3 separate regions of the Homo sapiens genome follow, and regions 2 and 3 are each linked to region 1. A link is an interaction called in ENCODE POLR2A ChIA-PET data of the cell type or tissue named here. Cell type or tissue: CD4-positive, alpha-beta T cell. All regions are shown on one strand. Links, peaks and the distances in the headings refer to the core of each region. The heading gives the core; the rest is flanking DNA. Region 1 holds the start of CCR6 (C-C motif chemokine receptor 6). Region 2 overlaps CEP43 (centrosomal protein 43). Region 3 overlaps CEP43 (centrosomal protein 43).

The links. Peaks named below come from ENCODE experiments on the same cell type or tissue, not always from the same donor. Only the 100,000 strongest peaks of a DNase experiment are listed, where the experiment ranks them.
Region 2: POLR2A ChIA-PET joins it to region 1 with 11 read pairs; 6 of 35 experiments call an interaction of 5 or more read pairs at or near these places.
Region 3: POLR2A ChIA-PET joins it to region 1 with 10 read pairs; 6 of 35 experiments call an interaction of 5 or more read pairs at or near these places.

The regions. Positions count from the first base shown.
Region 1 is chr6:167,116,043-167,126,758 of GRCh38, reverse strand. It overlaps CCR6 (C-C motif chemokine receptor 6), which reads right to left and starts at 3,663. Exons shown (of 3, transcript NM_031409.4): 1 at 3,536-3,663. LOC107986672 (a long non-coding RNA gene) reads left to right here. Exons shown (of 2, transcript XR_001744470.2): 2 at 114-454. RefSeq lists an enhancer at 7,254-7,754. In CD4-positive, alpha-beta T cell, for the core only: no CTCF peak of the experiment used is centred there; DNase peaks (open chromatin) are centred at 6,538, 6,888 and 7,728; H3K4me3 peaks cover 1,628 bases; H3K27ac peaks cover 4,700 bases.
Region 2 is chr6:167,044,438-167,055,153 of GRCh38, reverse strand. It overlaps CEP43 (centrosomal protein 43), which reads right to left. Exons shown (of 13, transcript NM_007045.4): 13 at 2,436-10,716. Among named protein-coding and RNA genes, the nearest start is that of CEP43, 50 kb to the right of the region's middle. RefSeq lists enhancers at 7,199-7,278, 7,379-7,528. In CD4-positive, alpha-beta T cell, for the core only: no CTCF peak of the experiment used is centred there; a DNase peak (open chromatin) is centred at 7,423; H3K4me3 peaks cover 805 bases; H3K27ac peaks cover 1,085 bases.
Region 3 is chr6:167,033,101-167,043,816 of GRCh38, reverse strand. It overlaps CEP43 (centrosomal protein 43), which reads right to left. Exons shown (of 13, transcript NM_007045.4): 12 at 9,846-9,942; 13 at 1-3,913. The coding sequence ends at 3,839. Among named protein-coding and RNA genes, the nearest start is that of CEP43, 39 kb to the right of the region's middle. In CD4-positive, alpha-beta T cell, for the core only: no CTCF peak of the experiment used is centred there; a DNase peak (open chromatin) is centred at 2,376; H3K27ac peaks cover 2,305 bases.

The DNA.
Region 1 (10,716 bases), core at 3,787-8,786:
CCCTCCCACCACACGTGGGGATTATGGGAACTGCAATTCAAGATGAGATTTGGATGGGGACACAGCCAAAGAATATCACTAACCTAGAGGACTCTTCATTCATTCATCCAAAGACAGGTCTGAGCAGCTCCTAGGGGCCAATCCCTATTCGAGGCAACAGCAGAGGGAAGACAAGAAGATGGCTACATGCACCCACCACCTGACTGCAGCAGCTCACAGGCCCCCCAGGGCTGGCATTGCCTGACCCAGGGAATGTGGCAAGGGGTGCCACCAAGGCAAACACAGGAGGAATCTTTAGACGGTGTGCTGGTCCCCACACCAGCCTCTGACTTGAAGTGCCTCCATTCCCCTAGCAAATGCATGAAACAAAAGTTGTGCAGGCCTCACGTCTGATTGATTCTCTTCTCTTTGTGGACATACGTTAGACTTAGAAATAAACTCGTATTAAAAGATATTTTTAATGGCTTTTTCTTCCCTTACTTAGAGGCAAATAATGATAAGCTATACTTCAGTATGTATTTTAGGCTTGAAATCATATAAATAAACTACCTTTTTTTAGAGATGGGGTCTTGCTATGTTGCCCAGGCTATAGTGCAGTGGCCATTCACAGGCACGATAATAGCACACTGCAGCCTCAAACTCCTGGCCTCAAGCTATCCTACCATCTCAGCCTCTAGAGTAGCTGGGACTACAAGCCACCACCCTACTCTTTTAAATGAAATGCAAATGTACTAGGATCTCATGAAGATTAAATATATGCACATGGTAAGTAATAACTTAGCCTCTGAATTTCAATTTTAACATTTCAAAGATCTTGTTATCACACATGTTTAAAACTGTTACTTTAATAAAAACTTAATTCCAGAATAATATTTCTTACATAGCATTTAAAATGTTCAATTTTTTTTGCAATTTTTATTGCAATAAAGTAATGTGGCTTCCTAGTACAACTTTTATTAGGTACAATATGCAATAGAGTATCTCAGAAAGTAATAATTAATTGGCTAATTCATTTAGAAATGAAAAGAACACCTAATTATACATTCTGCTAAAAAGCAGAACCAGAAGAAAGAGGGAGGGGCTGCCCTCACTATAGGATTTAAGGCCGTGTTCAGTTCTCCAAACACAGCCACACTCATCTCCCCCCGGCCTTCAACGGTGCCTCTACCTTAGAGAAAACCATGTTTTTGGACTTGAGGGCATTGGGAGTCCTCTAATCACAGGCAAATGGCCCCAGAAGAGGTGGGTAGCCACAGCACACACTCTCAGGGAGACCAATACTGGCTGGCTCTGTGGTGGTAGCAAAGAGGGAAGGCCGGTGAGAGCTGTGGGTGGGGGGCTCCCCAAGAAGAGCAGGGGTTGGGGGGACCAAGCAACAGACCGACTGCCATTGATCATCCCTTTGGCCAAGGACAGACTCTGTCCAAGAAAATTCAATATGGGGAAAACATTAGTAATAGTTATGAAAATATTACTGGTAATAAAAACTGTGTGGACTTGTAATTTAAAAACATTTAATAACTAGCTTAACAATGTGTTACAATTGTCAGACAGTTTTAAATTTGTGCTTACTTTCATAAATAGTAGTGGCCCTGCAAAACAAGGAGCAAGAACTAAATAAGAGTATGTGTGTGTGTGTGCATATGTCGGTGTGTGTGTATGTATGTGTCTAGGCATGTGTGCATGTGTGCAGTGTGCATATGCCTGCATATATACACCTGTTTATATCATGTATGTGTATATGCATGTGTATGCATGTGTGTATATAGGTGTGCACATGTGTGTATACATGTGTATGTGTGTATTTGCATGTGTGTGCATGGGTGTATATTGGTGCCTGCATGTATACATACATGTGTGTATGCATGCATGTGTGTGCAGTATGTGTATAACTGTGTGTGTGTACATATGGACGTGTGTGTATGTATATATGCACGCATATGTGTGTGTGTGTGTGTGCGCGCATATGCTGTAAATTAAGTTCTAGTTACCTGCTAGGCATTAGAATCACTGGTTTACAGCTGTTTATCTCTTTTAACCTCACAAAACCCTTTAAGGTAGACATCATACCCATTTTACAGATAGCGAGTGTAGCTCATCTAGGACTGTGAGTACTGGTGAGACTCCCATTACTGTCTCTTACTCGCCGTTCTAATTCACCTTGCCACCAGCAGGTCTTAGTGAAATGCCATAGAATTCCCACAAGATCTTAAATAATATATTTATTTTAAAACATCTTATTGATATCAGAGTTTTGCATACTGTAATGGTAGGTGTTCAATACATTTATGTTCTCTAAGTTTATTTGAATCATGGGCCCACCATATTTTATACCTTTTTAGATAAGCATCAGTGGAGCTGAAACTCTAGGCTGGCTTCCTTCTGCTTTTGAATGAGAGTGGCTAAGGAGGAGACCAGGAGGTTTGATTTTTTTTTTGTTTTCCCCCGGTGATTTGTTTATTAAGCTTCTGTGGGTTGGTTTTTTTTTTTTTTCAGTTCCTTTAATTTCTTTGGAAGTTTGCTTTTATGTTTTCTGTTTTATTTGCAGAAATTACATCTTTAACCATTTAAAGAATAGCTTTAGTTATGGCCTTGCATTTTTGTTTTTCTTTATAAAGCTGATCTCTACAATATCTATGTCCTGCTGCTAAGTGGACTTTGGAGCTGATCTCCGGCTGGAGTGCAGTAGCGTGATCTCGGCTCACTGCAACCTCCGCCTCCCAAGTTCCAGTGATTCTCCTGCCTCAGCCTCCCAAGTAGCTGGGATTACAGGCACATGCCACAATGCCTGGCTAATTTTTGTATTTTTAGTAGAGACGGGATTTTACCATGTTGGCCAGGCTGGTCTCGAACTCCTGACCTCAGCTGATACACCCAGCTTGGTCTCCCAAAGTGCTGAGATTACAGGTATGAGCCACTGCACCTAGCCTGGCTCCCTTTAATATCATTGTGTATTATTTTCTGGTCATAAGATACTGCCTTCATAATCACAGTGGCATTGGCAGCCCTCATGAGAGCTTTGCAACTGAGACTTGTTGAAATTTCCACCTTGTCAATTTCTCTTAACTCCCCCTCACAAGCTCCTTCCTGCTCAATCTTAGGCTGTCCGGGATGCCCACTCATCAGCCTTCATTGCATAAATGACTTACTGCCTCCAAAATATTTCTTAGCTTAATTTTTTTGTTTTCCAAAATCTTTCAGTGTATTTGATCAAATAAAGAATCACATTCCTCTCCAGACTGATGCCCTGAGGATATCTCCTGTATGAGGAGCAAGTACCCAGACCATCACCGAAGCTCCAGTGCAGGGAGCGAGTATGAAATCCCTTACTATACACTTAGAGGAAAAGTGGGCTTCCTAAAACCATAAAGTCAATGCTTTCAGGAAAGGAAGTCTGTGTCGTTAAGCATAAACATGGTCAATATGCCAGCATTCTGGAAGATTAATGAGTAAAACAGTCCCATTCCTGTCAGACTAGGGGATCAAAGAAGTTACATTTTTGAAAGAAAAGTCTCAGGGGCCTTGGCATGCTCACCTCAGGCAGTGCTCTGATCCACTCCCTTCAGCCTCACTCCGGGCCCCACAATCTGATGACTCCAGCTCACCAATGTGATGACCATCTGTCAATAAGATGCAGCTTCTAGCAGTCATTAAGAAAAAAGCGGTGAGCTACTAGAATTGCCCAAAAGCAAGTTCTGGATTGCCACTTCCTATTGAAAAGTAACGCCTATTTGCCCAAATGCAAATGGTTAACCATGTATATCCTGTAGGGTATTGAGTAATCGTAGGATCCCTGGAATCAAAGTCCAACCAATGGTAAAGTGATAAGAAAAAGAGAGGCATTGAACTCCCCAGAGGAAGACAGCCTTTGCATGGTTTTCAATTTGCAGCAATGAGTTTGTACCCAAACTTTCATACTCCTTTACCTGGTTATCTCCTGGGAGCAAGGAGTCTCTGCAAGCCGACTGGGAAGATTTGGGAACGTTTGCAAGAGGCCGTGTGAGTTAAAGACATGGGCCGGGAGCACTTTTGTGTGGAGTCAGTCAGTCCTGGCCCCACCCCGAAAGCTGTGCAGCCACAGAAGGGCCACTGAGCCCCAGCAAGCCTCGGTTTCCTCTTTCAGAAGAAAGACCATGACAGCTCTAACCTCAGAGGGTTCCGAGAAATAGCCATGCCCGTCCACGGAAGCCGAGGAGCAGCGCCTGAAGGAGAGGTGGTTCTCCATGCATCTCAGCTATTATTACAAGATACTTTGAGAGCAACAGAGGAGCTCCTCAATCAAAAGCGGGCACCTAATCTTCATGTGGCACAGAGACAGAATCTCTGGGTGACGATGCGGGTCACTGCCCTGTCTTTAGACATATCAAGGAAAGCAGCTGACGACAAGTCACTCAGAAATTTATTTGTAGATGCAAGTGCTTAAAAAATAGAAAAGAACCCTAGAATCACAAGGCTGTTCGCACCTGGGTTGCTGTGAACCACGTCTCAGGAAATAACAAAAGTTTTACAGACAATAGGTTCGTGATCAATTCTCAGCCAGCCTGATGGACTCACACTTTCTCCACTTCCCAGTGCACTGTGCCTCCCCACCCCCAGGCTGCCCACGAGGCTCCACTGCCCGCTGCCCAGCTCTGCTCTATCTTGACCACACCTCACCTGGGTCGCTCCTTCCTGCAGAGCCCTGAGCTCCACGTCCTCACGCCTGAGTGAGCCTGAGAAGCTGGAGCGCACCCCTTATCATCTCTCTGGGGAACCAGCTAGACACAGCAGGACCTGTGTCCTGCTCAACCCCACTGGCCATTTTCCCGGGTTTGTCCAGGGTCCCCTCCAAAGACTCTGCTGGCCCCAGTGGCTCCCCCTTACTGGATAAAAGAAGGGCCTTTTCTGTTTGAAGTGCTTGCAGACCTATGGTCACGGGGTCCTCTTGCTGCCATCATTCCTCTCCCTGCCTTACAACAATCCTTCCAAACAAAGCCTCTCCTGACTAAGTCCTGGCTGTTTTCCTCTAACAGAGCTCACAACTTCCTTCACTCTGGGTGACCTGTCCCTCCTCCATCTGAGAGAAGCCCTGGGGCGCTCCTCCCCAGTAGTTCACCCCAACCCGAAACCTGCTGATTATTGGATGGCGAACAAAGCAAGACCCTCCCCTCTGCTCTTACGACCCCTCCCCTGCTACCTCAGCTCCATCCCCTCCTCCTCATTTCTACCATCGCCCCTGAGGCTTCTGCTTCCTGTAGAAGGGCTGCCCATAGGAGGAAGAAACAGGCCACCAGGTAACACACCCCTCCTGCGTTCTCAGGTGCCCTCTAACACTGCCCTTGGATGGTCTTGCTTAGCGTGAAGGTAAGAAAGTAAGCCCTTTTATAGATGATTAGCCCTGGCAATGCCTGCCTGGAAAGAAAAGAAAGAAAACGAAAAACAGATTGGACTTTGCTGGGGACCAAAAATGAACATTAATTAAGCAGAAATGTAACGTGTTGAACAAAACCGCGTTGTGTGGCCACGCAGATGCTGAGGGACCCAGGAGGCCCAATGACACCCCCTTCCTTGCAGAACAAAGAGATTCATGGCCACTGTGGGGGCCCCTTCTGTTAGACTGCACAGAGGCAGGGATCTGGAGGTCTCCAAGAGTGGCCTCCTCCCTGCAACACCCTCCCTGCCCCAGAGGGGAAGGTAGTGGATGGAGATTGAGACCCTGCTGCTGACTGGCTCCCAGCCTGGGCTGGTTGCCTTTACTTCGAGAGCTGAGGTGGAAGCTCCATATGGCACTGACCTCTGCAATGTTTCTCATGTCCTTTGCCCCATATTCCTTCTGTAGTTCCAAGTCAAATCTAAATTATATGTCACCCTGAGAAAGCTGAGACCTATTTGGTTTTTAGCTCTCTAAAAATGCCCCTATATTAAAGATCCTCTTAGATCTCACTCTTATTGAAACTTCCTCAAATTTAAAATCACACTGTTCATTTGCATAGACACTGTGAGGTGCATAAAAGGCGAGGAATGTGGCTTACAGTCACATGTTTCATAACAATAAGTTTCCAGGCAGAAAATTCCACAGCAACATCAGAAGTTCATTCCTAAGAAAAGCCAGGGACAGTTTGGTAAATTCAGATAACAGTCATAAGGAGTTGCTTTAAAACTCAACATTGAGGCATTTCTAGGAAAGCCATCTGCCTCTGGCTACAATCCTACAGAGGACACTGTGTACAGCTCAGAATGGGTCACCATGACCGTTTCTCCTTGTGATTGCCTTTAATTCACAAACAGGCTCTGCACACACTGGAGGCCATAGCACACACACTGGAGGCCATGGCACACCACTTTGTGGACATTGGTCATCTGGGTGTCAGTCATCTTTTGAAATTATCAGCAAAGTTGAAAAGATAGTAAATGCTTTGTTAACCCCTAAAGTAACACTCTGTATAAACTTTGAGGAAGTCAATATGGTGAGCTGGTTGGGAATTCTTGCTGAGATACCAGGCAGCAGCAGTGCACCACCTGCCGGCCACATGTGGGAGTCCCCCAGCCCAATCGAGCCTTCGGATGACATGGCTCCCACCCACTCTCTGATGGTACCTGCAGTGGAGGCCCCAACTGAGAAGCACTCAGCCGAGCCCAGTTGACCCCCAGAGCCACAAGAGATTGTAAATAAATCACTGTTAAAGCCACCATGACTCAAGGTGGTAGATAACTGGGGCAGTTTTCTACTCTCATTGTGCGCACAAAACTTCTGAAGTAATGAACATGTTTTTAAAAAACAAAACAAATTAAAATAAAAGCGTCATTTGTTGGTTTTTACAAAACCCTCCCCAGGAAAGCCTAGAGTTAGCACAGGTGCTGAGAGTGGAGGGACAGGAAGAAGAAACCTACAACAATGACAGCTGGCAGGCAGCCACAGGCTCACACCCATTGCAAAAACATAGACTACCGAGCCCAGCAGTGCTTGGATCTGTGTTATGTGGTTTGGATCTATATCTTTTTCTTCATAAAAAAGTTAAAAAAGGCTACTTAACAAATTACATCAGCAAATTCTCTAGTAGGGACAAAAACACATTTTATAGGAGGAAGTACAAGCTGTGCTGACACCTTGAATTTTGGAGTTTACGAAGATGTCAAATGGTGTATCCTTCAATGCTCACTGTATATGCTAATACATTTGGGCATGGGGAGTCACTCTGTGTTATTCTACCCCATAAAGTAGCTGGCCTGAAAATTACTCTCCCAAATAGCCAGGAGAACACCTGTTATAAATTATTTTTCAGATACGAATCATTTTTTCAGATAGTTACTATGTACAGCACACAAGCTACAGAAATAGTTAAAAGTATGCCATTTACTTCCCACCTTTTGGGAACTCATATAGTTGGAAAGTTGAGGCCTAAATACATGACAATACAAGCCACATGTGATATGCAGAGAGCCTACGTGTGACGGATCAGTGAAGAAATGCCACTGCGAGCGTCCAGTTCACAGGAGGGAGCACAGAGGAGCTCCTCCACCTCCAGCATCCTGGACTTCAGGCTCTTCGTGAAAGGCTGGGACTCAGCCAGGAAGGCGACTCAGATCTGACCAGGTAGGCAGGGGGAGGAAGGCAATTTGGGGACAAACAGCATGAGCCTGGGTGGGGAGGCAGAAAGGCACCGAGGTGGAGAGCAGTAAGGACAGGTGGGGGCACCAGCCCTCAGTGGGGAGCTGGGGAGGGTGGCTGCAGGACCGGAAGGCTGGCAGCAATACAAAGACACAGACGTCTGTGGGCCGTGGAGGGACAGGGAGCGAGTTTACGGTAGGGAGAAGAGCAGGTCACAGGGCAGGTGCACCCTCCTCCTGGCGGCAGCCCTGCCTGACATCACAGAGTAGAGAAGGGAGCCGGGACCAAGGGCGTCCAGCATGTGGGGCTGACCCTCGCCATTTCACCCATTCATTTTCATTAATCCTCACTAAAGGCCCAGGGGCCCTGGGGTTGTCATAGTCCTCCTCAAGTGACAGATGAGAAAACTGAAACTCAGAGGAAAAACGCAACTTCCTCAAGTTCATACACCAATAAGTTGAAGAGCCAATCTCAAAACCATGTCATCTGATCCAAAAGTTCATACCTTTCTGGGATACATGTGAAGAGAAAATGATGTGGGGAGATGTTTTGGAAAATATCAGTAAGGAACAAGCAAAAGGGGAATCAAGATGATGCCAAATTTTACATCGGGACAGAAATAGGGAAATCAAACTGAAAGCTTACTTTTTATTTACTAATTTATTTCTACGTAGAAGAACAGTTATAGAAACCGGTCTAAGAGGGAAGAAAATGGATGTCATTGAAGTACCTGGAATGTGAAGAGATTGATGTCTCGTGTAACTGAAAATTCTTGGAGATTCTTGACATGACTTTAGACTCATGTCAAGAATCGAAAGTCACTTTTCAAGTTAACCTCTAGATGTCTGTCTCCTAATCAATACACGAGGATTTTAGATTTGTAAATGATTCATGTGAAGATCGAAGACAAAGTTCATGCCTCACACAGCATTAGGTGCACAGTGGCAGCTTTGTAATTATGATTGTTGTCGTGGTGGTAGAGATGGGGGTGGAAGTTACCACTATTGAGTCATAAAGAGGGGGCTTAGCAAGAGATGCAGGAACGGTCTTGCATGGAGAGGTTGTAATTAAACCCAGAGACGCCGATGGAACTGCTGGGATGTTGGGCTCATGTTTACAAAGCAGAAGGACAGACTGAAGCTGGAAAAGTGACACTTCAGAAGTGGCCAGAGGATAGGTCCTAAAATATTAGTACAGTGTCTTTAAAGAAAAAAAAAAAAAAAAAACAGAAAAGTGCTTATAGGAAACCTGCAGAGTGAAGAATTTGAGCACTGAAAAGCGACCTGCGCGTTTCATCACTACTGTTCTCAGTGCTCTTTGAGACAAAATTTCTTTAAGAATGTCCAAGTGAGAGCTTAACTAAAGGGTTTAAGAAGGAAGAATACATTGAGGGAATAGAGACCACAGGGGTGGAAAACATTAAGGACTGACAGGGAGACTCAAAAAAGAAAATAGAGGCCGGGCGCGGTGGCTCACGCCTGTAATCCCAGCACTTTGGGAGGCTGAGACGGGCGGATCACGAGGTCAGGAGATCGAGACCATCCTGGCTGACACGGTGAAACCCCATCTCTACTAAAAATACAAAAATTAGCCGGGCGTGGTGGCGCGCGCCTGTAGTCCCAGCTACTCGGGAGGCTGAGGCAGGAGAATGGCGTGAACCCGGGAGGCGGAGCTTGCAGTGAGTCGAGATCGTGCCACTGCGCTCCAGCCTGGGCGACAGAGCGAAACTCCGTCTCAAAAAAAAAAAAAAAAAAAGAAAAAAAAAAAGAAAATAGAGTTCCGGTAAGCAGCAAACCCAGGAGACAGGTTATTTCCTTAACTGAAAACAAGCAGGTAACACCTTCCATTCCCTCAGCCCAGATCCCTCGAACACTCTTCTGACATAAGATGCAGCTGTGGTAGGCAGGATGCAGAGGCTGTGGTAGGGAGGGATGCGGGGACGGGGACGGTGGTAGGGAGGGATGCGGGGACGGTGGTGGGGAGGGATAAAGAGGCTGAGGTGGTCGCAGACGCAGCAGTATTCTTGGACACTTTCCATCTAAGCACCCTGAACTCTGGTTTTCTAAGGAGGCTTTGTGCTCAGCCCTCAGGAACAGCGCAGAAGTGGAGAGGAATCAGTGATGGATGATGGACAGCTCTCCCGCCACAGGAGGACGACAGGACTCACCCTCCACCCACCGCGGGAGGGGAGGGAACCCTCACCCACGGGACGGGTCATCTCCTGCAGCATTATCTTCCTGGCTCTTCCTGTTGGACTCCCAGGATTAGGGGGCCAACCCTCCCAGTTTTCCAGAGACTTCCCGGAAAGTAGAAACGTCTGTGCTAAAATCAGGACAGTGCTGCCACAGCAGGAAGAGCAGCCACTCTGGGCCTAACGGATGTGCAGGCGTCCGGGACTGGGAGGCGGTCGCCCTTCTCCTCTGCAATGGTTAGGGTACCCCTGGGTGCCTCTCTGCTAGGGGGTGGCATAGGCGGGAAGCCCTGACACCTGAGAAAGCAAGAGGGCCACTGGAAATGAGGGGCGGGGTGCAGCGGAAGGCCGAGGGGGCGGCTGCCGTCAGTATGTGAAGGGTGCCTGCAGGGAGAAAGAGCAGCTCTACTCTCAGTTGAAGCAAAAGGAAAACTTTGGCCAAAAGCCATGCAGGTGGGAGGAGGTGGCTTGGGCTGGGAGAAGGGAGGACACATTTCCCCGCAGGGATCTGCCGCGCTGTGGGCTGAGAGGAGGGCCTCAGAGAAAGGCCCAGCTGCCTCCTGTGCTGGAAAGGGTGTCAAGCCAGAAAGGTCAATTTGATCTAAAACAGAAAGCGTCGGGGGTGCTGGAGAGAGAGAATTCCCAAGAGGGAGCGAGGGCGGGGAGGCCCCGGTGAAAGACTCCAGAGGCTCTGGAGAGTTCGGGAAGGAGACAGCAGCATAAGAAAGCGCTCCTTCTGGCTCCAGCACAACCTCTGGAATGTTCTCCAGAGACAGAGCCAGGAGTTCCGCATTCTCTCTCGTGATCTCTTCTTGCAGTTGGACCCTGGAGCTTTTCAAGAAAGAAGACACAACAATAACGCCCATCCACGCCTGCTGGTGTGCTCCCTCCTGGCGGCAGCCACGGCTTCAGAAATGAATTCCACCTAACCAGTAGT
Region 2 (10,716 bases), core at 5,231-10,230, 73 kb after region 1:
GCAGCCAAAAAACCCCAATTATTGCAATGAGCGCAGAAATCCATTACTGTTCGCTTTCTTTCCCCTTGGGAGCACTGACTCGCAGTGGGCTCACCCCCACCGTGTCCAGCGTGTCCTCTCCTGCCCTTCCTCCTCCCCTGTCTCCAGCTCCTCCTCTCCTTGTTGAACTTTCTCCTCCTGGCCCTGGATTCTGTCTTTCACATTCTGTTGGGCTCTGCCACTTTCCGTCTCCATCTTCACTTCACCTCGAGAAATCAACCAAATCGTTGTTCTTGTAAAGTTGCTCATTTAAACACTATTTTCCTCTAAAAACCCATATTTTTTTCCAAGTCTTCTAAGCCCTCAACTTATTTCCTCAGTAGAAAAATAAATGTAGGCCGGGCGCAGTGGCTCACGCCTGCAATCCCAGCACTTTAGGAGGCCAAGACAGGCAGGATCACCTGAGATCAGGTGTTTGAGACCAGCCTGGCCAACAAGGTGAAACCCTGCCTCTACTAAAAATACAAAAATTAGCTAGACGTGGTAGCGCAACTGTAGTCCCGGCTACTCAGGAGGCTGAGGCAGGAGAATCACATGAACCTGGGAAGCAGAGGCTGCAGTGAGGCGAGATCGCGCCACTGCACTCCAGCCTGGGCGACAGAGCAAGACTATGTTTCAAAAAAAAAAGAAAGAAAAGAAAGAAAAATAAATGAAAGGCTTTCCACTGTTTCTTAGGAGATGCATTGCCAAATATTTTTCTAAGCCCATGGCAATGTTTTTTGTTTCTCTTTTTCAAAGAGGTGGAAATAGCTGCTGATAAACCACTCCCACAACTCAAGTGGTTTGACTTGAAAATATGAGCTGGATAAATGACCTATTTTTTCTTTTTGCTGCTAGTAGTTATTTTATGTAGATGATCTGATTTAAATACCTACCTAGAAGTAGAAAAACAAAGTAGTTTTAGCATTTTGGGAGAGGAGGTGTTTTTAAGATATAAAATAATTTTAGTCATCACTTTCACTGACTTTGAACACAGCTTCCCTAGACATGAGCAGGCACGCTTATCTTCTAACAGAGGCCTGAACGGTCTGCCAGAGCATCAGGATTTGATGTTACCTCAGAACACGTTCAGCTGGCAACACAGAGGTCCCACTGGTCTTCTCTAGAAAGCTTTGCTTTCCTTCCCAGGTGATCACACCATCCAGGCAGCTTGCTCACTGCAATCCTAACTGAGGCCAGCCACTCGGTGGAAATGGACAGTTTCTAAAGTGCCAGAAAGTTGGGGCTGGGAGAACTTAGTCCAGTAGCTTTTCCTAAACCAGTTGTTTAAGGAGAATTGCTCTTTGTAAATCTTAGGGGAAAAGTGCTGTTCCTCTCCCTGTCCACAGCCCCCTGAAACACCCTGAGAGCCCTGGGGCTCCAACAGCCCAGAGTGGAAACAATGAGAAACAGTTCCGCTCCCGCTGGTGAAAGGTGGAGCCCGGGGAAGCCAACCAGGCTGCCAGCGAGTGGCATGGCAGGATCCGGAACCCTAGGATTCCGACCATGGCCCACAGTACTTCCCTTTAGATAAGACCACCTCTTATTTCCCATGAGCACTCATTCGTTCATGTACTGTGTTTATTTGCTATTGCACCTAAAACATAGATGTGTGCAAACTGACAAACTGTTTTTCCAAAGGCTCATTTTAACACCTATTCTGACTTAGCACTTAAAACTCAGAATGTTCCCATTTCTAGGGAATGTCTAGACTTTAAGAAATCATCATTTGATTTTAAGGTAATGTATGGGTCAATGAAGCCCAGAAGACATTCATTAACTATTATCAATTATAGAACACATGCCTCCTCCATTGATACAGAGTACAACAAAACAAAGTTTCTCAAGCTTCAGTTTTTGAAAGGTTACATTTCAAAAGTTCCCTGGTATGTCAGTGGGTTATGTACATCTCTCTATAGGAATATGTGTGCTAAAATGTAGAAAACAGGGTCCAGGCCGGGCGTGGTGGTTCATGCCTGTAATCCCAGTGCTTCGGGAGGTTGAGGTGGATCACCTGAGGTCAGGAGTTCAAGACCAGCCTGGCCAACATGGCAAAAGCCGTCTCTACTAAAAATACAAAAATTAGCCAGGCGTGGTGGTGGGCACCAGTAATCCCAGCTATTCGGGAAGCTGAGGCATGAGAATCACTTGAACCCAGAAAGCAGGGTTGGAGTGAGCCAAGATCGTGCTACTGCACTCCACCCTGAGGGACAGGGCAACATTCTGTCAAAAAAAAAAAAAAAAGAAAGAAAGAAAGAACAAAAAAAGAAAATGGAGTCCAAACTCCAAAAGCATATTCATCTTCTAATGTACAAGTGTACTTCTACTTCCTGCTCTGAGGCTTTGCAGAACATACATCCTTAGAACTTATCATCCTGTACATGTTCACATTTTTTAAAAGATCGCAGACAGCCATGAAAGGTTTGTGCATAAAATTTATTTAATTTCAACTGAACAAAACCCAGACTGTAGGCAACTGCAGTAAGTGGAACAGTATTTGACTATCGCAATGAAGTCTGTCATGAAAACTATGAGTACGTGGAGCCATTTTGAAATCCGCAAAATCGAGAAGTTCTGCCGCCAGTATAGGGTCACTTGGTGAAAGGCAAGGGATGTCCTCCAGGATACACTGTTCTAATAAGATGCAGGGAAGAGGGGGATTTCATCTTCCAAAGAGTTGTCACTGGGAATTTACAAAGGCCCCTGGAAATAAGCTCAGGGTATCCACTAAAGGAGGTGGAGCCCCCTTTCACACACTTTTCCTTCCTCTTCCTTCCTTCCTGCACGCCCTATTTCCCTCACTTCCAGTCTCAGGTTCTTTAAAAAACATAAAATTATATAAATAAGTAGAATAGTATTCTTGGGCTTGTAACATATACAGAGGTAGTAAGTATAACAATAATAGCACAAAAACAAGTGAAGAGGACCTAGAGCTATAAAGAAGAAATGTGTTTCTATCTCACTGGACATAAGTTAGTATAAACTTAAGTAGATTCTGATAAACTGAGAAGGAGATTGTGAGCCATCAAGCATTCATTAAGGAAATACGTAAAAATATAGTTAAAAATAATTTAAGAAATTAAGTTGTTAAACTAGAAAATACTTAATGCAAAAGAAAGCAAAGAAGAAGAAGCAAAGCCACAAAAACACGAGACATATAGAAAACAAAAATTAAAATTGCAGACACAAATCCAGCCATATCAATAGTAACACTAAAAATGAATGAATTAAACAATCCAATCAAAAGAACTAAAAATTATCCAACTATATGCTATCTACAGGAGACAAACTTTTGATTCAAAGATATAAATAGGCTAAAAGAAAAAGGTATCATACAAATTGCCACAGTAAGAGCAAGAATAGCTATGCTAATATCAAACAAAATAGACTTTAAGTCAAACAGACAAAAAATACTAGAGATAAAAAGGAATATTTTACAATGATAATAGTGTATTTTACAGTGATTACAATACCAATCCATCAGGAAGATATAACAATTATAAATATGTATGCACCTAACAACAGAGTTCCAAAATATAAGAAGCAGAACATGACAGAACTAAAGGAATAAATACATAATTTAACAATAAAAGTTTCAGATTTTGAAACTGCCTTTGTAAATTTTAACAGTGAGAAAATTATAACAGTGAAAGAGATCTGATCTAACCAACTCCATCTTGACTTTAATCTCCAAATTGCCCTTGGTCATTCCTGGGCATGGGCCAAGCTAACTTTGGGACAAACGATTATAGTTTATAGTTTAGATGATAATAGCCCTGCCCCCCAAAATTAAACTGCCTTTGTAAAACTAATGAAAGGCTACCAGGTTAGGAGGAAGTGAGGGGCCTGAATTCTACTAAGATATAGGTGTAAAGATTACCACCTATTTTCTACAGAGGTCACAAGATTTGCAACTTTCCCAATTACTATAAATAACTTGACTATTGTAGAACCTAACATTTGAGATGACTTTCCAGGCTTTTGCATTTCTGACAACCAGATGGCCCTACTTGAACCTGTACCTCTTGAATTCTTGGCTCAACTGGTCCTCTGGCCCCCACCCAGAAGCTGACTTAGTACACAAGAAACATTTAGTTTCTTAGTACACAAACCCCTGCCCACCAAACTATCTTTGAAAAGACCTAGCCTCCAAATTTTTGTGGAGGCTGATTTGAGTAATAATAAAACTCCAGTCTCTTGTTTAGCCAGTTCTACATGTATTAAACTCTTTCTCTATTGCAATTTCCCTGTCCTCATAAATCGGCTCTATCTGGGCAGCAGGCAAAATGAACCTGTCAGAAACTTACAAATCCAATGTCTCATTTTCTTTCTTTTTTTTTTTTTTTTTTTTTTTCTTTTTTGAGTCTCACTCTGTCACCCAGACTGGAGCGCAGTGGCATGATCTCAGCTCACTGCAAACTCTGACTCCAGGGTTCAAGCAATTCCCCTGCCTCAGCCTCCCAAGTAGATGGGACTATAGGCGGGCACGCACTGCCACACCTGACTAATTTTTGTATTTTTAGTAGAGACAGGAGTTCTCCATGTTAGCCACGCTGGTCTCGAACCCCTGACCTCAAGTGATCTGCTGGTCTTGGCCTCCCAAAGTGCTGGGATTACAGGCGTGAGCCACCACGCCTGGCCAATGCCCCATTTTCAATGATGGATAGAACAACTAAGAGTAAGATCAACAAGGAAATAAAAGACGTGAACGACACAATAACAAGACCTAAAAAACACCTGTATTAGTCCGTTCTCACACTGCTATGAAGAAATAGCCGCAGCTTGGTAATTTATAAAGGAAAGAGGTTTAATTGACTCACAGTTCAGCATGGCTGGGGAGGCCTCATGAAACTTACACTCATGGCAGAAGGCAAAGGAGAAGCAAGGCACCTTCTTCACAGTGTGGCAGGACAGCCTGAGTGCAAGCAGGGGAAATGCCAGATGCTTATAAAACCATCAGACCTTGTGAGACTCACTATCATGAAAACAGAGTAGGGAAAACCACCCTCATGATCCAATTACCTCCACCTGGTCCCACCCTTGACACATGGAGATTATGGGGATTACAAGTCAAGATGAGATTTTGAGTGGGGACACAGCGAAGCCATATCAACATCTATAGAACAGTTTACCCAACAACAGCAGAATAGATATTAATATTTTTAAGTGCACATAAGACATGCTCCAAATGCAAATCTAAACCACAAGAGATACAATGTCACACCTGCCAGAATGTCTATATCTAAAAAGAGAGAGAATAAGGAGTATTCGTGATGATGTGGAGAAACTGGAAGCTTCATGCATTGCTGGTAGGGATATAAAATGGTGCAGCTGCTTTGGAAAACAATTTAGCAATTCTTCAAAACACCAAACATAGAGTTATTATATTACTCAGAGGCTCCACTTTTATGTACTCAAGAGAAAATAAAGCATATTATATATCTACACAAACACTGCATATGAATGTGCTTAGCACTGTTATTCACAACAGCAGAAAAAGTGGAAACAACCCAAATGTCCATCAACCAATGAATGGATAAAGTGTGGTCAATCCCTACAATGGAGTATTGTTAGGAAACAAAAATAAATGAAGTACTGACAAATGCTACAACACAGATGACTCTTGAAAACATTATGCTAAGTGAAAGAAGCCAGTCATAAAAGGCCACATAGTGTATAATTCCGTTTATATGTAATGTCCAGAAGAGGCAACTCTGAAGAGACAGGAAGTGGTTGCCAGACAGGGAGCTGAGAGGAATGGCGGAGCATAGGGAGTTACTGCCAATGGATACAAGGTTTCTTTTTGGGGTGAATTTTTCAAAATTTACTGTGGTAATTGTTTTATAGCACTTGAAGTTCATAAAATTTAGAGTTGCCTTCTTTTCGAAAGTGAATACAAAAGTATATAAAATTACCTGTGAATGAGGAACAAATCCCAACAAATCACAAATTTTAAAAATCTGACAAATACCACAAACGTCACAAAATCCAGAAAACTAAGATATCTATAACTGCCTGGCATGGCTTTTTGATACATCTGTGCTACATTAAACAGCAAACGTTCTATATGACTTTTCCATAGGACAATGATTTTAAAAATATCTTTCAACAGAGATAAAAAATCAGTTTACTCTGTTGATCAAAAATGATTTTTAATTCTTGAGAGGTTTTAAGGGTTTCATCAGTCTTTACAATCCCTTTTTTAAAATGTCATGAAAGTACTAGAATTGTCACATTTCTGGAAACCTTTTTCAAGTTCTTTTTCCACATATGAGTTTAGAGGCTATTTCACACTTTCAGTGACTAAGAACATTTAGTGATGTACATGCTCTTTCAATGACATTCATTAACCAATTTTTCATTAATGTCATCATAATGGCATATTACAGTTTTATGTTATTTACATCAATATTTTGTGTCAAATCAGTAATAATTTGAATATTTTTACCATGTATTTGCATGGTGTCTTCCCCTTCAGTAATTGCACTGTCAAATCATAGAAGAGCTCCTCATGATCTCTGGGCAACATGGAATTTATGAATCACTGTTTTGATATAATTTGAAAGATAGTTTGTTACAATTAGTTCTTTTTTTTGAGATAGGGTCTTACTCTGTCACCCAGGCTGTAGTGCAGTGATGCAATCTCAGTTCACTGCAGACTCGACCTCCCCGGCTCAAGCAAACCTCCTGCAATCCTCCTGCCTCAGCCTCCCGAGTAGCTGGGACCACAGGCATGTGCCATCATGCCTAGCTAATCTTTGCATTTTTTTGTAGAGACAGGGTTTCACCGTATTGCCCAGAATGGTCTCAAACTCCTGAGCTCAAATGATCCTCCTGCATCAGTTTCCTCAATAGCTAGGACTACAGGCACAGGCCATGATGCCTAGCTAATTTTTATATTTTTTGTAGAGATAGGGGTCTTACTATGTTGCCCAGGCTAGTCTCACAAACTCCTGAGCTCAAGCAATCTGCCCGCCTTGGTCTCCGTAAGTGCTGGGATTACAGGTGTGAGCCACCACGCCTGCCTACAATTCAGTTTTAATGTCCAGATGATTTCTAACGTTGGATCACTCATCTTTATCATGCAGATATCTAAAAGCAGAGCTAAATAAAGATGCTCATCGTGTGAGTTAAAGCTTGTCTGTTATTCCTAGGCACCACAGTCTGTGGTATACTAAGAATTGTTGTTTTTCTAGTCTCATAATTCTCTTGTGAACGAAATGAAAATGCAGGTTTTCGTGAAAATCCTTTTCAGTGTAAACACTTACGGCATCCACCGTGAGGTTCCTCTGAGTGGTAGTGGAGTCAAGACCAGAAATCCATGGTTTCTGATTCTGTGTCTCATGTTCTTACCACATACCGCTAACAGGGATATGAGAAAAAAGCTGCCAGGTCATAAAAATACATCACAGTAGCTCGGCGCGGGGCGAGAGCTTTGAGGAGGAAGTGACATCTGAATTAGGTTTTGAAAGGGGAACAGACATTCATCAGAAACTGAACAATCATCCGAGAAGTATTCTCTCTTCTCCTTACTCTCAACATCTAGTTAAGACACTAAGTCCTGTGAATCTTACCTTCTTAATAAAAATAGTATTTACTGAGTACTAGTGACTTGCCAAGAACAATGCTAAGCTCTCTGTGGGCATTACTTAAGACCAGGGCAGCCCTGTAAGGGAAGGAAGTATTTAATCCCCTTTACAGATGAGAAAACTGAGAATACTGATATTAAATAACTTGCCCAACATCACTCAGCCAAGTTGCCCATCCAGGCTTCTAGCCACTGTAGTGGAGTTGCATGATTTACATTCAATTACTCTGCTTTTCCGTTTTCCTGCACGTGCCTGCTGCCCCGACAGCACCTCCCTGTCAGTAGGGGACCCCTCCTGTCTAGGGTGGCCTGTGCTCCTCCCTCGTGATTCTATGAAGGCTGCCAATCATGGGCAGACCCCATCAGCCCATCAGTTTTTCAGGTCCCAATGTTCAAATTTCGCATTGAACATCCCCTCTCTGAAGAAGGTTTGCTCACACCTTTACATCCCCATGCAGAGCACACAGGCATTCTCCCAGCCAGGTTTCCACGTGGACATTGCAGGCAGCGCCCCCTATTCAGCACATGCTGGAGAGCCAAGTGCTTCCATGGTCCCCACTCCTAGGGGTCACAGATTGGGCTCCCCAGGAAGTGGACTCTGACCCCCAGAGATTGAGTTTCCTGCCAGGAGTTTATCAAAAGTGCCCCAGAAATCAACGCCTGCTGGAAGCTAGAATTGCAAGAGTAACTTGCCAGGCAAGCTCTCAGGGAGCTCTGGAGCCAGAATGGACTCAGGCTGAGAGGGCCGGGCCTCTTACCCTGAGGCAGAATGGTCGTTGGATGGAGCCCCCTGAGAGGGCCTGGCCTTGGTGACATAGGTCTCTACAGTGGAGGCCATCCCTGGAGAGGCCATGAGAATGCCCACAGCAGCCAACAAAGCCCTTCACTGAAAAGGGATGTGGTGGCACATCACAGGATGGGGCCACCTCTGCATCTGCAGGTGGAGTGGACAGAAGAAATCAGCCAACTGCTTGTTGAAATGTACGGAGTGTTAATTTGCATAAGCAGTTCTAATTTAGAAATTAGGCTAAGAAATTCCATTTCCAAGCCTGTAGTTTAACTCCAGAAACACACCTTCTGCCAGAACTTACTACAAAGAGGTTTAGGTTTGCAGGAACAAATGGCTTTCTTCATTCTTTCCCTTCCTTCCTTCCTCCTTCCATTTTTCCCTTCCTCCATTCCATTTTCCTTCCCTTTCTTCCTTTCTCCTTCTCTCCCTCCCTCCCTTCCTTCCTTCCTCTTTCTTTCTTTCTAGTGTGATGGATATTTTCTTGGAAATGTGTGTTAAGTTGGGGTAGATCAAATAAGTGAACCCTGCAATAAATCATGACAAATAAAAATATTGGAGAATGTAATTCACGCTCAGATATGATCTGCCATATATACCTAACCTCTATAAATGTAATTAATATATAATTAATATATTGACACATAATAGTGTATGTTAAAATGTAAAGAGAAAACTAGAGGGAAACGTGAAGTTCCAACACTTACCGGCAGGGAGAGCACTGCCCCTTGGTGGAGCAATGCCCGCAGCAGGGATGAACCCATGAGAGCTGCTAGAAAAGGCCTGGCACTGGGGCAGTAGGGGTGCTGGGGCAGGAGAGGCGCATGGGCAGTAGGGGTGCTGGGGCAGGAGGGGATGTGCAGGATGAAGCATGCTTCATTCATTAAAAATTTTCCTTTCAGAAAGCTACTAGTGCTTTAGAAACCACAAAGGATTTCAAACAAAGTATGATTAAGAGGTATATCCAATAGTCTGGCAACTTACAAAACATGCCAAAATCGTTTTTTCGTTGTTGTTGTTGTTTTTGAGACGGAGTCTCGCTCTGTCACCCAGGCTGGAGTGCAGGGGCGTGATCTGGGCTCACTGCAAGCTCCGCCTCCTGGGTTCACGCCATTCTCCTGCCTCAGCCTCCCGAGTAGCTGGGACTGCAGGCACCCACCATCGCACCCAGCTCATTTTTTTTCTGTATTTTTAGTAGAGATGGGTTTTCACCATGTTAGCCAGGATGGTCTCGATCTCCTGACCTCGTGATCCGCCTGCCTCGGCCTCCCAAAGTGCTGGGATTACAGGCGTGAGCCACCGTGCCCGGCCCAAAATTGGTTTTTAAAGAAAATACAGGGCTGGGTACAGTGGCTCATGCCTGTAATCCCAGCACTTTGGGAGGCTGGGCCGCGGGGGGGGCGGGGAGGGGTGCGGATCACCATAGGTCAGGAGTTCAAGACCAGCCTGGCCAACACGGTGAGATCCCGTGTCTACTAAAAATACAAAAAAAATTCGCCGGGCATGGTGAAACACATCTGTAATCCCAGCTACTCAGGAGGCTGAGGCAGGAGAATCGCTTGAACCTGGGAGGCAGAGGTTGCAGTGAGCCGAGCTAGTACCACTGCACTCCAGCCTGGGCGACAGTGACTCAGTCTCAAAAAAAAAAAAGGAAAAAAAAAATACAAGTGTCTGAAAATTTAACATTTATGGAAAAAAAGTTTCATCATCAAATCTGATGATTCTACAAACTACCAAAAACAAACCTCCAGCTAAAACCGCAGAATGACTGGCCTCCTGCATGCCACTGTCCACGCTCCTCCATGCAGTACCTCCTGCCTCCACCCGGCCCACTAAGCTCAGGCCCCAGGCATGCCCTCTCCTCTTCCCCGGTTCTTGGGAAGCCGGTCTGGTGTGCAGAGGGCAAACCTTGCCCAGTGCTGCTGTTAAACTAAGAGGCAGAGAAGTGGCCAAGCACAGCATGTGCTAGAAGCGGGGCAGGAGTTGGGAGCCCGGCCCCTCCTCCCAGGGCTGTAGCAGAGCACACGTTTCTGCAGGCAGGGCCACAACGCAAAGTCGGATGACACGAGGGGCCAGCTCGACCTTACCTTGTTCGGGGGTTCATTTTCTAAGGGCAGCAAGATTCATTTTTAAAAACATGTATCAGGGAATAAATTTCACATTCAAAAACGCTGTCCCTCCTACCTCAGAGGCCTTGCTGTTTCCTTCTGTCTGCCACTCTCATTCACCCGGTGCACACCCAGGTTTCCTTGAACCTGAGGACACTTTTCCAATCTGACTTCCTCGGGGAAACTTTGTCAGCCTGGAGGTCCTCTGGCCAAGT
Region 3 (10,716 bases), core at 232-5,231, 79 kb after region 1:
ATACATTCACTTTCCTTAAATGTCAGATGCTTGTTGAACGTGTGGAACTCTGAACGCAGCATTAGGACAACTCACAAAGGTAGCTGCCCTGGATTTCCTCCCCAAACACGTCCCTTCCTAGAGCAGGAAGACTAGGCCGGGCACCGTGACTCACACCTGTATTCCCAGCACTTTGGGAGGCTGAGGCGGGTGGATCACCTGAGGTCAGGAGTTTGAGACCAGCCTGGCCAACATGGTGAAATCCCGTCTCTACAAAAAAATTATAAAAATTAGCTGGGCATGGTGGCAGGCACCTGTAATCTCAGCTACTTGGGAGGCTGAGGCAGGAGAATCACTTGAACCCAGAAGGCAGGGGTTGCAGTGAGCCGAGGTCGCCCCATGGCACTCCAGCCTGGGCAACAAGAACAAAACTCCACCTCAAAAAAAAAAAAAAAAAAAAAAGAGGACAGGGACACTGGGAGCACGGACTGCTCGGAGGGCAGGGGTGAGACTAGCACCCATGGACAGAGAACTGATGGCGGGAATCCTCCCCACCCAATGCCACAGGAGGGCTCCAACTTGGGCTGGGTGTGTTTTTCTCCAGGAAGAGCTGCCTCTCCTGTCCTGCCCCCCTCCCATGTCCTTCATGAACCAACACCACAGCAGAGCCACACAGAGGGCACCTCCTTCAGAGGCCCTGCTCCAGCTGAGCTTGGTGGGTGGGGCAAATTCACAGGACGGCCTTCTCCTGAACCAGATCCCCTTCCTGCAGACTTGAACCTAGGGACCTCCCCAGGTTTAGGGTAAGGACAGCTTTCCCCTCAGATTTTGTAGATTGTTCCAGCTGCCTAGCCAGAAACCACATTCTCCAGGCCCCATGTCAGTGCTCAAGCCTGTTTACAGCCCCAAAGATGCCAAGCTCATACTAGGGGACAAATGTTGTGCCAGGTACACAGCAGTTTAAAAGAAAATCCCTGTTCTCACGAGCTCATAGTTAAACACACACACACACACACACACACAAAATAAGCAAGACCATTTCAGAGTATGCTGAGATGAATAAAATAAAAGGGGTAAATGCAAGTGGTGGGGCAGGGACAGGGAGGAGAATGGACATCTCCCTTAGGTCTGGAAGCGTCTTTGAACATGAGACTGAAATAAACCAGCTTCATGCAGTTCTAGGGGAAGGACATTCCAGACAAGGAGGGGCAAATATCACACCTTGAGACAGGAAGGGCTTTGGCAAGCTCAGGTGCAGAGGCTGTGCAGCAGTGGGCTGGCACAGCTCTGGTGCATGGGCAGGAGAGGGAAGTAAGGAGGGGAGGAAGAGCTGTGGGCAAGCATGAGGCAGGGACTAATGGCATCTACACAACTGCCCACAGGTTGTTATCCAACATAAAGTATAAAAGCACAACCGAATATCAACAAAGAGAATAAATGCTTTTTATTCATTTGTAGTTATCAATAAAATGAAAGAAAGACCTAGCATTTTTAAAACTCCACTGTAAAACATAGGTTACCATAAAAATGTATTTAATGGGTTAATATTTCAATATTTATTTTTTAACAGAAAACACTCATCACATGCAAAACCTGTCACTTCACATCTTCAAGTTTCATAAGTTGATAATACCTAATCAAAAAGTACATGTGAAAAGAAAGCTTTTTCATAGTTGAACTTTAAGTCATTCAAAATCATTCAATAAAATGGATGTAGTACTGGCCAGGTGCGGTGGTTCACGCCTGTAATCCCGGCACTTTAGGAGGCTAAGGCAGGAACGAGGTCAGGAGTTCAAGACCAGCCTGACCAACATGGTGAAACCCCATCTCTACTAAAAATACAAAAATTAGCCGGGCGTGGTGGTGTGCACCTGTAATCCCAGCTACTCAGGAGGCTGAAGCAGGAGAATCGCTTGAACCCAGGAGGCGGAGGTTGCAGTGAGCCGAGATCGCATCACTGTACTCCAGTCTGAGTGACACAGTGAGACTCTGTCCCCCCCGCCCCCCGCAAAAAAAAGATGTATGTAGTGCTGACAAAAAAGTTTCATATTTGGCATATTTCTTTTACCCTCCCAAATATTATCAAAAGGTCTGATTCTCTGCGTAACAGAAAAGTGACAAATTTCAGTTGCTACTGTTCGAAAGTTTCATAAATTTAAAAAGCCACATCCTGCTATGCTTTCAAATCATTTCACTGAAACCTAGTTCCTATCAAATATTAAAAATAAATCATACATGTGATCCAGATTCCAGGGGACCAGAACTATAGTGCTTTTAGAAAGTGACTGTTTACAGAGATGACTTACAAAGAAATGCATTTTATAACAACCACACTGGGGGACTGCAACAAGATTACATCTGCACGTGGTGCTGTTTACTAAGACATGAAGAGCTGAAGGAGACTGAGATAGCAGCTCACAGACGGAGGGCAGAAATACACAGGGCTCCCAGGCTGTACCGGCCCAGTTTATGTCCTACTTCCTCTTGATGTTTACAGCTTAGTTTCACTTAAATTTTAAAAAGCCAGATTCTGTTACACAGCCTTAATCCTTACATTTTCATTTCCTCTACATTTTAGAGCCCAAGGAGTAATTTCTGTAATATTTAGGCTAATATGAAATGAGAAACTGGCATTACACAAGTCATGCAGTCTGCTCACTTAACCGAGATCAATGAATTAGGTCTAATTTGCTCCTTTTACTAATAAAGTTAACTTGTAGTAAAAAGCCGCAACTTAATTGAAATTATAAAGTGCAAAAACAGCACAATCCTGCTTTACTTATATATAAATATGCATGCATCACTTTCTACTGTTTTTTCTACTTGCACATTTTAAAATACTTTAGTATTATAAACATCCGTGACCTACATAATAGCAATAATGCTTTAACCGTATAAATGAGACTGTGGAAATTCTATTATTGGCTCTATTTTTAAGGGTTACAATGAAATTATGTACAGTATATAAAGCTTGTCAAACTGAACATGGTCTTAGGCCATTACTACTATTTCATTCCAATTTGGATTTTAATACAATTAACTTACAGATCTGAAATAAAAGCACTGCTTAATGGTTTCAGATGCATTTAAGTTTCAAGGAATCTTTACAGATAATAAATTATAATGAAGAGAACCTACGACTAAAGCTGCTTACATGGATAACAGGAGGAATGACGATTGCAAATGTTATGTTATTGACAATTCTATGAATTAAAACTCATAACCACTTCTAGATTTCTTTAAAACAAGCAAAACTAAATAGCACACACAAGAGTACTTTAATATAACCTTAATGGTCTAACAAACCTTCCAAATGGAAGGAAATACAAAATAAAGTTGACACATCAAATTTAACTTATACTAATATACTTCAGCATTACAAATTTACCAAGTCATTTTGCCAACTATGTGTAGAACCACCTAATATCAAAATATACTATGGTGGGTAAGCTCTGATTCCAGAGGGCTAAAGCCAAGGTTTTCAAAGATCACACGTACCAGCAGCCACACACACAAAGGGTTGCGCGATCCTACGGCTTTATTGACACCTTTCATCATGCTCTTAACACTGATGTTTTCATGGGTTCCTTCCCTGTAATGAAACTGAGTGTAGATAATCAATTTCCATAAAGAAATGTACAGTTAAATTAAGAATATTAAATCTTCCACACATGGGCTCAAATAGGAAGTATTTTGTTTAGTAAAATGAAAATTACTTTTAAAAAATATCTGCAGTGTTTTTGAAATGCAAGGCACCAATAGAGAGCAGACATTCCAGCTGAGTGATTGTCTGGAAAAAAAAAAAATGGAACCGGTCAGTCCTCTGTCCTTGTTAATTAGAATACTTCCTTCTTCGTGTCTATGCAACATCTTCCAGATAATCCGCAACATCACTGAGCTGGGATACAGTCAGATCTTGTGTGAGGTCATCAAGCTTTGTTGTTCAAAAGAAAGAAAATAATTAAGTGTCAGAATGTGAGTAGTCTTAAGTTATTTTAAAAAATCAAAGCCACAATGAGATACCACCTTACTCCTGCAAGAATGGCCATAATCAAAAAATCAAAAAATAATATAAATGTCAGTGAAGATGTGGTGAAAAGGGAACACTTTTACACTGTTGGTGGGAATGTAAACTAGTACAACCACTATGGAAAACAGCGTGGAGATTCCTTAAAGAACTAAAAGTAGAACTACTGTTTGATCCACCAATCCCACTACTGGGTATCTACCCAGAGGAAAAGAAGTCATTATATGAAAAAGATACTTGCACACGCATGTTTACAGCAGCACAATTCCGAATTGCAAAAACATGAAACCCAGCCCAAATGCCCATCAATCAACAACTGGATAAAGACATTGTGGTATATACATACCATGGAATACTACTCAGCCATAAAAAGGAACAAATAGGCCAGGCGCAGTGGCTCATGCCTGCAATCCCAACCCTTTGGGAAGCTGAGGCAGGCGGATCACCTGAGGTCAGGAGTTCAAGACCAGCCTGGCCAACATGGTGAAACCCTGTCTCTACAAAAATACAAAAATTAGCCAGACAATATAGCGGGTGCCTGTAGTCCCAGCTACTTGGGAGGCTGAGGCGGGAGAATCGCTTGAACCCAGGAGGCAGAGGTTGGAGTGAGCCGAAATTGCACCACTGCACTCCAGCTTGGGTGACAGAGCGAGACTCCGACTCAAAAAAAAAAAGTAACAAAATAATGGAATTTGCAGCAACCTGGATGGAACTGGAGACCATTATTCTAAGTGAAGTAACTCAGGAATGGAAAACCAAACATCACATCTTCCCATTAATAAGCAGGAGCTAAGTTATGAGGATGCAATGGCATAAGAATGATACAATGGACTTTGGGGACTCCAGAGAAAGAATGAGAGGAGGGTGAGGGATAAAAGGCTCAAATTGGGCCCGGTGTGTACTGCTAGGGTGATGGGTGCACCAAAATCTCACAAATCACCACTAAAGAACTCATTCATGCAACCAAACACCACCTGTTCCCCCAAAACCTATGGAAATAAGAAATAAAAAACTAAAAATTAAAAAAACTGTTGCTGTAAAGTATTACTTTATACTTCATAAACCAACTCATATTTAAAGCTGTGTTGAGAAGCGATTTGCCTAAAATCATGTCTACTAAGTTAGTACAATCTTTAGAGCCCAATGTTTTATGATTATTCTCAAATATTTCAAGTGAAAATTTAAAATAAAACACATCTTAGCCATTATTCCAATTTAATCTAAGAAACAAATTAGTGAAAAACTGTATTAAACTTCTTTACCTGAGCATAGTCCCAATGTATGATTCTGTTCACAGGAAGTATCACTCTATGAATTGCTAACTCTAAAACCATAATTTACCCACGTTAAATTTCACGAAAATTCATTAAAATGTATAATTTGGAAACGATCCCTTCTTATGTTTTCATATGACGGTATAGAACGTTAAGTTTCTAACATCAAACTCGACATGGTGTGACACACTTTAACACTGTGCCACCTGAAGCCAGATCATGAAGTGAAAACAGAAGGGCAGACAGGACGGCCCATGGAGTCTCAGACTCCCAGCCCCGGGTTCACAAAGTGTTGTAAGAAACGACTCATTTCTACTTCTGTTTAAACTACTTGTAAACTAGAAAGTTAACCTATTAACCAACTTATATCTATTCATTTGTATAAACAACTCATGATAATGGAGAAAGGAAATATTAATAGATATGTAAGCATAATGCAGGCTGGGAAAACATTTCTTAACTAAGGAAAAAACCACGGGTGAATATACAGGCTCCAGAATATAGAACATACAGCTGGGCAGGTCCCACTGACAGCTGAACAAGGACAGAACCCAACCTTCCCAGTCCCACCTAGACTCATTGTTGTGGCAACAGACCAGGGGACAGTCACAGCCACACCCACACACACACTCTTAGGCATCGTCTATGGCTGTCTTCTCCATGCAATGGCAAGGTGGAGTAGTTATGGCCTGCAAAGCCTAAAATATTCACTATATGGCCTTTTAGAGAACAAGTGTGCCAACACCTGGGCCAGGTAATAACGCACAAGAATAGGAACATCTTGTAGAGATGCAACAGTTTCATCCCGAGATACTGTGAGATGCTTTTATTTGTCTGTTCATCTGCCCCCCACATATCCTCTCATTTTGTTATTCTTCGGATATTCAGAAATTTAAGTTGTAAGTAAAATCCTTTTCAACAAATAAGTCCTTGCCCTTTCTCTTGGTCCAAACATAGTCCTGCTGTAAAACTATCTCACAAAGAAAATTATTAGGAATCTTAATTACAGTTCTTATGCATTCAATTCAAATCCAATTTACACAAAAACTGAAAAGTCAGAAAAGCTTGCAGACAGACTGTAAAACAAACTGATACCTTGGAACTGTAATTTTCTCTTCCCATCATTATTACAGAGTGAAATCAGTAAGGTATTCCATCTCGTTTACAAAGTAATTGAGTGTTATATTAATACAAATGCTAAACTACAGACAAGAGTGAATACAGGAAAAATCGTGGACTGAAAACGATCTTAATCTAGATAATTCAGTTATTGGAGATCATTAATTTAGTTTTGCTTTAAGGCAAAGAAAAGACCACAATAATAACCAGAAACTTCCAAGAAGAACAGTTTCATTTAAAGTAGTTACCAAGAAAGAAAACTGAATGAACAAAAGCTAACTAGAAATAAATGGCTATTTAATAAAGCCTTTCCGCCGGGTACAGTGACTCACGCCTGTAATCTCAGCACTTTGAGAGGCCAAGGCGGGGGGATCACAAGAGGCCAGGAGTTTGAGACCAGCCTGGCTAACATAGGTGAAACCCCATCTCTACTCAAAATACAAAAACTAGCCGGGCATGGTGGTACATGCCTGTGGTCCTAGCTACTCAGAAGGCTAAGGTAGAATTGCTTGATCCCAGGAGGCAGAGGCTGCAATGAGCCAAGATCCAGCCATTGCACTCCAGCCTAGGCAACAGAGTGAGACTCTGTCTCAAAAACAAAAACAAAAACAAAAACAAAACTAATAAAGGCGGCTTTCATGCCTCCTTAGTTTTAGAATAAGAACTCAAAGTGACCAACTTAGTTCAAAACTATAAAAATAGATTTTACATCACAAAATAAAAATATCTAAAACGTACATTTTGAGTCTTGAAAGGGAAACAAAGGATCCCTGTGATAGCAAGCTTCATACAAATCGACGGGAACTTGTAAGATTTTGAAAAGTTTTATGAAGTGTAAATGTTCACGTTTGCTGAATTAGATTGCTATGCATTAACAGAAACCTGGGATGCACACTTATGTTCTGTCCCTTAGGAACGTGTGGCCCTCTTCCTCCAACATCTACCTATGTCTTTGCTCGTGCTGGCTCCCGTGCAGAGACTACCCTCCCCAGGGCCTCTGCTCCTAGTTCATCCTCTGTCATTTCTGGTTCAAAGTCACCTTCTAACAACCCTGCTCCTCCCAACATTCTGTCTCTTCACACAGCACCCTCCAGTGAAGCTCTGGAATCAGGGCAGCACTGACATGTCCCGGGATCTCCCTTCTGTTCTCATGGAGCTTACCATGTTCCTCCTCAGCCCTCGCAGAACCAAGTCAGAGTCATCTTTCAAAATCCCGGTCAAATATTAGTTCCTGCTTCTGAATTTTCATGGCCCATGAATGACTGGCATTTTATGGCACCTGTCACTTTTTATCTTGATTTTCCTATGTTTGTGTACATGGCTTTTCTCTCTCTGATCCTGCATAAATTTGAGGGAAGAAGTCTATATCTGTGCCTACGACAGAAATGTCTATTGTGACTACAATGAATAATAGTATTAGATACCATTTATTGAATGCCTGTTCTGCTAAGCACTGAGCTATATGCTTTACACGCTTATCTCTAATTTTCACTACCACCATCTCTCTTGCAAAATAGATGTGAGACCCAAGGCCCCAAAAGTTAAATAACTTGCTGGGCGCGGTGGCTCACGCCTGTAATCCCAGCACTTTGGGAGGCCGAGGCAGGCAGAGCACGAGGTCAGGAGATCAAGATCATCCTGGCTAACATGGTGAAGTCCTGTCTCTATAAAAAAATACAAAAAATCAGCTGGGCGTGGTGGCAGGCGCCTGTAGTCCCAGCTACGCGGGAGGCTGAGGCAGCAGAATGGCATGAACCCGGGAGGCGGAGCTTGCAGTGAGCTGAGATAGCGCCACTGCACTCCAGCCTGGGCAACAGAGCAAGACTCTGTCTAAAAAAAAAAAAAACAAAAAAAAGTTAAATAACTTGGCCAAATTTGTGAGTGGTAAGTAGCAGCTCCAGAACTCAAACCCAGATGTGATGAACTTACAGAACTTGCCCATTCCACTGGGCTATCTCCTTCCTCACACCCCCACATCCCCAGCCCTGTGCTCTCTAAATAGTAGGTGCTTAATGGACACTGGTTTTGGTCACCTTGGCTGAAAGGTGACCAGATTGTCTGCTGTATTCTTACTGCAAAGAATACAAATGCTTTTGTGTTCCCCAGGTGCCCAGTAGCAATTCTCTACACAGAAGGCTTTAGAAAATGCTTCCTGATGAAGTACAGTGACTGTCAAAGTCCAATCTATGTAAATGGCAAAATTATCTAAATTTAAGCTTTTAAGTGAAAACTCCTAGGAACATTGATGTGCCAAACCCAGTGAGTAGGACCCAGTGAGAAGCAGTCTAACAAAGCCCAGACTCCTGGACGCCATCCAAGGCCCCCAATGGCAAAGGGATGCCACACCTCCTCTTCAACCCACGTCATTTCACAAATCCTAGTTTAACAGTCATTTCTTCGAGTCCTCTCCCTCATATTTAAAGAATCCTTCATAGTTTCTTTGGTATAACTTTAAAGCAACATTCTTCAGGCCTCTTTAGGATGATGCAGGGTGAAAAGAGAAAGCTAAATTTATAATTATAAGGGTATATAATACATCAGGAATTAGAGAAGTGCTTTATATATTATCATTTAACCTTCAAAATAATCCTATCACATAGGTATTAATACTTCCATCTTACAAGTAAAGAAACTGAGAGTCAAAGGTTAAAGCTTAAATAAGAAAATATATGAAAGAATAAGAATGCAAACACGGATGCTGCTGACTTAGATTGTGTGGTTGCATTGTAAACGCTACCTCTCTCAAAGGCCTTCTCCCTGTGTGACAATCACAGCGCTTGGAGAATCCCACCATGTTCTGGAAAGCAAGTCCCCACCCAGCCATGGCAACCTCCAACCTGACTGGTAGACTCCTCTGAGCTGGGGACAGCTTGAAGTGGGTACTGACAGGTGACCCTGCAATGCTACAGCTCACCATCGAAGGATCTTCTGTTCTCCACCCACATAAAAAGGTAAAGTTTGGATCTCAAATACGGACTCTAACTTTATGGCCTACTGTCTTGTCTCCTGTGGATTTTAGCCCAGTCTGGCTTGCCTGTTCAGATGTCACAACTGGCCAAGATGACCACACTCTCTGCACTCCAGGCTCAGCTTCCTCCTGTGATCACAGTACCCTATACTGACTTCCACCTATGGCACCAGGTGGTCAATTCTCACTAAGCCTGACCCACCCTGATCCCTCTTAATCCACAGCAATCCCAGTGCCCCAGGAATAATCCTCAGGCATTTCAGCAGCGAGACTTGCATACCAAAGGAAGTGACAACCAAAACCAATCTTACACATTCATCAAAGACATTCTTTATAAACTCGAGCCAGGTCTCTGTCATGACTTTTCATAATTTTCAACTGTTTTTCTACTAATTAGTATGAATTTTGAAGCTTTACAGTAAATCGACAAATAGGTTAAAAAAAAAAAGCACTCTATGGGAAATGCAGAACACCATACCTTATCACTGGTATTGATGTCATCTATTTCCACAGAAAGGTCTTCTTCTATCTCTTCACCAATACTTATCTCACTTTTCTCTGAGCGATGGCTGGTACTAATTTCAGAAGGGGAAAAAAAAATAAGAACTCTGAAAATAAACATTTAAAGAGATTACTATTCTTTAAACATTCAGATATTTCTTTTAATCCTTTAAGTAAAATATAATATTAACTATAATTAATTTCATACATATTGTCTTGCTTGACCCTTAAAATAATGTAGCAAGGGCAGCAGCAGTCAAGTCAATGTAACAGATGAGGAGACAAAGGTTCAAAGCAGTGACTTTGGTCACAATAGCAAGAAAGAAACAAACCCAGATTTTTACAATTTCATCTACTACATCATGCTCTTTCTCAAAAACTGTATAATAAATTATAAAAAAAAATACAGACTTCCAATTGGAAAGATAACCTGTCAATTAAATAAAATTCTCAGGCATCTAATTTAAAATTTCGAATCATATCCACAACAAATATTACTTCTACATTACATATTATCTTTCTGTGTATAAGAAAGGAATCGACAGGGCATGGTGGTTCTCGTCTGTAATCCCAGCACTTTGGGAGGCCCAGGTGGGTGGATCACGAGGTCAGGAGTTCGAGACCAGCCTGGCCAACACGACAAAACCCTGTCTCTACCAAAAATACAAAAATTAGCCAGGCGTAGTGGCACGCACCTATAATCCCAGCTACATGGGAAGCTGAGGCAGGAGAATGGCTTGAACCCGGGAGAAGGAGGTTGCAGTGAGCCCAGATCGCACCACTGCACTCCAGCGTGGGCAACAGAGTGAGACTCTGTCTCAAAAAAAAAAAAAAAAAAAAAAAAAAAA